Linked DNA regions of Mus musculus: region 1 is linked to region 2. The links are chromatin loops, found by intact Hi-C in ENCODE. Cell type or tissue: heart. All regions are shown on one strand. Links, peaks and the distances in the headings refer to the core of each region. The heading gives the core; the rest is flanking DNA.

Region 1 (2,923 bases), core at 168-2,667, 220 kb after region 2:
ACTGAACTCAAAGGAGATGAAAAGTACAGAGGCCCAAAGAATCAGACTTGGATAACTTGGAAGATATTCTAAGTATTGCAGAGTACCATGCTGCAATACATTATGTTCCCCTTATCTCCCTACTGGAGTCCAGACAGCTAGGCTAATTTTACCCTGGATAGTTTAAATATAGGCAAAAGTTAGAAGTAGTTTAGTGAAGGGAAGGTTCAGTACATGAAGGATAAGTTAAAGGGAAGTGATATTATCGGCAGAGGCAGTGATAAAGTGAGATGTTCCTCATGTCTGAGAGAGCTGACCATTGTAGTTAAATTGGATATAGACCTTTTTTTTGTGGTGGTGGTGGTAGTGTTTTAAATTAAGTATTTGAGCCCGCCTTTAAGTAAATAAATAATTTATTTTAAATAATTAGAATGTTCTTTTGGGAAGCAAGTACTTACATACCTATTGTGTGCACAGTCATTTAGTTTTACTCATAAGGAAGTAGCTAATCTATGTACACCTGAAAGCATGGTTTCCTTTCACAGATGTTTGCCTGTTGATCATCACAGTTTTATTTTTGTAATTATTTCACTTTTATACTTATTATGAAAATTCAAAAGGAAATTCTTAACCTACTAGAAGTCTTTTTTGAATATAAAGCGTGAAGAATTCTAAGTAGGTTACATTTTTATTTTTCATTTGTGAAGTAGAAATCTAAAACCTCATGGGAATAGTTAAAAAATGAATATAGTAATTTTACGAACTTTATTATGGATAAATTGTGAAGTAACACAAATATATGTATTTCATAGACAGCAGTCCCAGAGAAAAACAAATAGAAAAATAAGTTACTTGTAACATATATAAACATAAGCTATAGATAGCAAAATGGATCTTAGGATAACAGATCATTTTGCTTGCAAGTTGTCCCCCACCTTCTCTTTTTGAGACATGTTCTCTCTTCACAGTCCTGTGATGGCCTCAGAACTCATTATGTGGGCCAGGTTGGCTTCAGTTTTACAGACACTCCTCTGAAGTGCTGGGAGCATAGGCATGCACCACCATACCCAGCTCATATGCTTGATAAATGATAAATAGAGCTGAGAAAGTTACATGATTATAATCATGTAATTATATAGATATAATCTCTATAATCCTACCTCTAAAAAAATCCTAAGAGAGTGATCTGAGGTGCATGTAAAGAACTGTAGTCAGGTTTGTAGAGATGGCCTAGTAGGAAAGAACATTTGCTGCTTTAGCAGAGGATCTGATATGGTTTTGATTATTTACATCAGATAGTTCACAAAGGCTTGTACCTTCAGCTCCTGGGGATACAGCACCCCCTTCTGGCCTCCATTGGTTCCTGCACATATGTCTGTGTACACCCCCACCCCCAAAGTTTTACTTAAAGAATAAGAATATTCATGGCAGCTTTTTATGACAATCACAAGTAGTTTTGCTATCCAATTATAAATTGTGAAATCATTCAGAATGAATCCGTAGATGTGCCTTGGTAAAATTTTGGGGCCTGTAAAAATATTTGATGTCATTGGAAAGATTCATATAGAAAGCATATTTTAAAAAGCATTTAACACTGATAATGACTAGAAGTATAGTTTAGTGGCAGAACACTTCCCTAGGTCCTCCATTCACTTCAGAGGACTGCCAAAATAACAGATAAAGTAAAATAAAATAATATGAAACTACTTTATTATTTTCTTGTTGCTGTGACAGAATTCCTGACAAAAATGACTTAAGGAAGTAAGACTTAATTATGATTCAATGTTGAGCTTTTTATGTGACACCCAAACGTATATCTCCTGTGTGATTGAAAGGCAGACTCATCTTCAAAGTGGGAGGCACAGTTGTATAGACCAAAGTCCCAGACGGAATAAGAAGGGAAAAGAAGCTAATGGAGCCCAGCATTGACCTTTGTGCTCCTTGACTGCATGTGACCTGTTTCCTCAAGCATAGTCGCCTCCCCAGCATGCCATGAAGCAGAAAGCAAACATGTAGTTGCTGCCTTTCCCAGGCAGCTCATTGCTCAGCATGGCGAACTGGAGATCCTCTCATGTATACTGTGCTGTGGAACCAGAATCTTCTTTCTATAGGTTAAGCGTATAAATGCTCTTTTGACTTAAAATGCTTTAATTTTAATGGGGTTGTTGGGATATAATATCATAAATAGTGCATCTGTACACTAAACTAATAGACTAGACTGTGTTGCCAGTATAGAACATCTTTAATGAACAAGGTGAGAAAACTTTAAAGTTGATAATGCGTCTTTCCTTTCTTTTTTTAAAGAGTAGGTCAAAATAGTTGCAGAATATGATAATAAAAAGATAGTTTTGTACAGGAATTTGAAATTAGAAGCATTTCCAAGTCAACAAGGGTTTGTGATGGCTGTTCTTTCGGCTGTACCTTTCTTTCTCACTAACCTTTCTTTTGGCTGAAACATAGTTCATGATTATTAGCAATGTTTCGAAGGAGGACATTTCCTTGAAATAAGTGGGTAAGGGCTGAGAGGAAGAGAGGAGTCAAGAATTTAAAGAGGGATTATTACTGCATCTGAGCATGAGACTTTCTGAAATAGTTCTACAGTTGTAGAAGGCAGGCCACACTGATCAATTTTTGTAGAAAGATAAGAAGTAGTGGGCTAACAATCATTTAACAGGCGATAAACAGCTATTCTGTGTGTGAAGGTTTCATCTACATATATGTTTGTGTAGCACATGTATGCAGTTCCTTTGAAAGCCAGAGAAGGGTGTCTTATCCCTGGAACTCCAGTTACAGATAGGTGTTGGCCACCATGTGGATGCTGGGAACTGAATTAGGATCCTCACCAAGAGCCGCAATTTTCTTAATGCTGAGCCAGGTCTCCAGCTCCTTTTGGCTTCTTATCAACTTATAGTTCATCAAGGGAGATATCGGGTATGTAGATACG
Region 2 (2,923 bases), core at 130-2,629:
GCTAGTAGAATCTTTTAGCTAGTAAGCTTTCCTGCTTTGAGAAAAGATCTCCAAATAAGAAAAGATTTTAGCTTATCCAACAGCTTTAGTTGGTACATGATGAAAGCTAGTAACTTGCTTAAACCCTCTTAGCTGAGAGGAAGGATTGTGTATTTTTACTCCAAATCCTACCAAGTTCTGGTGCTTGCCGTCTTCTTAGAGACTCTGAGCTAATTAACCTTCAGCCAATACATTGTCTATGCAAGGGCATATAGTAGCAGATGCAACTTAATTACCTATATCTGTAACTATCTCCCAAGAGCAGAAAGAGAAACAGGACTGGTCTGTGGTTAGGGCTCGGCTGTGGTCCCTGATAGAGCAGCAGAACTTGCCAGTGGACCTCAGACTGGCTGGTCCGACCCACTGGACCTCTGTGAGTTCAGGCAGAGGCAGGGGCACAGCGGTGGGCTACGCGATGGCTCGATAAGATTATCAGCGGAGCCACTTCACAGCTCTAGATATCTGGAACCACAGATGCATAGACCAGGCAGGTCTGGATTTTTGCCGAATTCTCCATAAGCCTGGCTTGTGGCCAGCCTGTAGCCTCCTCACTCTGATATGACACCTGTCCCTGAGTGCCCCTGACTGCCATTGGTACCAGGCAGGCCCACACACTATCTTTGACCTTCCTAACGAATGGATGGGCTTCTCTTACAATCAACAAACCTAGCGAAGGACTTCCCCTCGACCCATGTAGAAAACTTAGTGTGGAGATTTCTTTTGAGTGTCCACTCGGTACTCATGTAGCACGTCTAGTATACCTGAGGCTATTCTGCACTGAACAGGTAGAAGATGAAATTAGCCTTAGGCTTAAGATATCTTATTTCAAATGAACTAAGAAATAATTAGTTTTGAAGGTGGTGACCACTTAACCAAATGCAAGTGGAGAACTTTAGGATGCAGAAAGAGGGGAGAAAGCAATCACGCAGTAAAGGTTAGAGCATGTGGAGCAGAAAGGTGAAGTGAAGAGAGAGCCTGGAGGAGAAACAGCTCCAAGAAGAGGGAAATGGGGGAAGACAAGGCAGAGGACTGGGTAGAGGTGTGGGGTGGGGTGGGGTGCAAAAGACAGAGTGGGGGTGCGGGAGAGTGGGCAGGAAAAGAGCAGGTTACAGGGCCTCTCCTAGGAAAGTCTCACAAGTCCCCAACACAGCTCTCCCAAGACCCCAAACCTCTCGGCTACACCCACACTCCTGTGAGTCCTCAGCTCTCCCACCAGCCAGCCCTGGATGAGCGCCTGGACCCCAGCACTCCCGCGTGGGGTCACGGAGGGTGGGGAGGGGGGAGGGGCGGACAGAGGCGGGCAGGAAACGGAGAGTGGGGCGCGCTGCCGGAGGTGGGCAGGGTGGGAGTGCGGGAGGCCCGGTGAGACGTGACAGCCCACGCATATGGGTGACCCAGGGGGCAGGCGCGAGCCGAGGCCCCGCTCTCCCTTTCCTAGAGCTGCAGTGCTGCGGCCTACGCTCCCACGCGTGCTCACGGCCGCGGTGGCGCTACGGAGACGGCTCGCCTGTCCCCGGCCTCCTAGACGGCGAGAGGCCCTTAAGGCGTCTGCGCTTCCGACCGGCAGGAGGCGTTGCAGGGACGAATTCGCAGCCGGGATGCGAAAGGGCGACAGAGTCCTGGATCCTGTAGAAGAAAGCTTGCTGCTGCTCTTAGCAGCGAGATCCCACTTTGGGGTACCTTCGAGTGTTTGGTGTCTTTACATCTCCTCCTTCCCCTCCCAGATTGGAATGTCAGTTCAAAATTGAAAAGTAAAAGTGAAAATTTCAGGTTTGCGGACCTCGCATTTTAAAAGGAAGTGGAAAGGCTGGACTCTCAGTTCTTGGCTACTAATAAAGGTAATAGACTTCATTAAAAATCCTTCAGGCTCTGGAACAAAATGTCTATTAAGATTTGGCATAATTTGTTGAAATAAGGATTTTTACAATACATTTTTTTTGTTTACTGCTGAGAGATCACATGTCAGTAACCTAGGAACCAGGCAAAGTCAATCCAATTTATAAATAAACTTTCAAAACATTTATAACAATACTGTTTATAATAATAGCCTTTATCAGACTATCAAAATTATATGATTGGGGTTTCGTTGAATCATTTGCTAATCTACTGTTAGAGAAATAATGCAAAGATGAAATGAATTATTTAATTTATTGCCATGCTTAAATGCAGGGCCAAATTCTAATGGAGACTAGTGTGTAAACTCTGATCAGAGATTAGAAGAAATCTCCAAATCTGATGTCTTGTGGCCAGTATAGAGCCCCCAGTCCTGTGTAAATCATGGGTCCGCCTCAGTTATATGTGGTCTAGCCTCAGAGGGATAGGTTTCCCATTAAAGCAAACAGAGCCAGAGTTCGGTTTTCAAAGTGATTTGTGTCATTTTGAACAATTATTTGGCAGTGATTATAAATGACAGAATTCATGGGACATGAAGAAACCTGTCATCTGTTAATGTTTACTCTAATGTGTACGTGCATAATTCCCTAGCATAGCTTCCATTTCAAAGAAAATTCCCAGTGGCCCTATTGCAGCATGATTTGGAGATAATGTTGTTCTGGCCAAAATTAACCACGTCAGGACCTCAAAACATTAAACTTAAGATCTGTATGATTAGGGTTTTTTTTTTTTTTTTTTTTTTTTTTTTTTTTTTTTGTGGGTGGGTCAATGGCTATGGTTCAAGCAGATGTTAACGAGTTAGGCATCTTCCCAGGCTCTGCTAAACACAAAGCTTCAACCCGGTATACATGTGTCTGGTAGTGGAAGTCTACTGATCCTGTCCCCCAAACAAGGATAAAGTAAAGCTAGGTTAAATAGGTCTTTCTCTTTGGTAAGGTTAGATTAGGTTAAATAGCTTAGGAAAATTACATTGGAAACTAAATCTATTTAG

What was found. A loop is a pair of places that touch in the nucleus more often than their neighbours do. Peaks named below come from ENCODE experiments on the same cell type or tissue, not always from the same donor. Only the 100,000 strongest peaks of a DNase experiment are listed, where the experiment ranks them.
Region 1: a loop joins it to region 2, with 2.2 times the contacts of the local background. A loop is called at or near these places in 1 of 42 quality-filtered maps.

The regions. Positions count from the first base shown.
Region 1 is chr15:35,543,748-35,546,670 of GRCm38, forward strand. All of the region lies in intron 19 of Vps13b (vacuolar protein sorting 13B), which reads left to right. Among named protein-coding and RNA genes, the nearest start is that of Gm24771, 58 kb to the left of the region's middle. In heart, for the core only: a CTCF peak has its summit at 1,323 (motif pointing left); no DNase peak of the experiment used is centred there.
Region 2 is chr15:35,325,198-35,328,120 of GRCm38, forward strand. The region is part of intron 1 of BC048602 (cDNA sequence BC048602); the gene reads right to left. Among named protein-coding and RNA genes, the nearest start is that of BC048602, 1.9 kb to the right of the region's middle. In heart, for the core only: a CTCF peak has its summit at 1,606; no DNase peak of the experiment used is centred there; H3K4me3 peaks cover 944 bases; H3K27ac peaks cover 603 bases; H3K27me3 peaks cover 644 bases.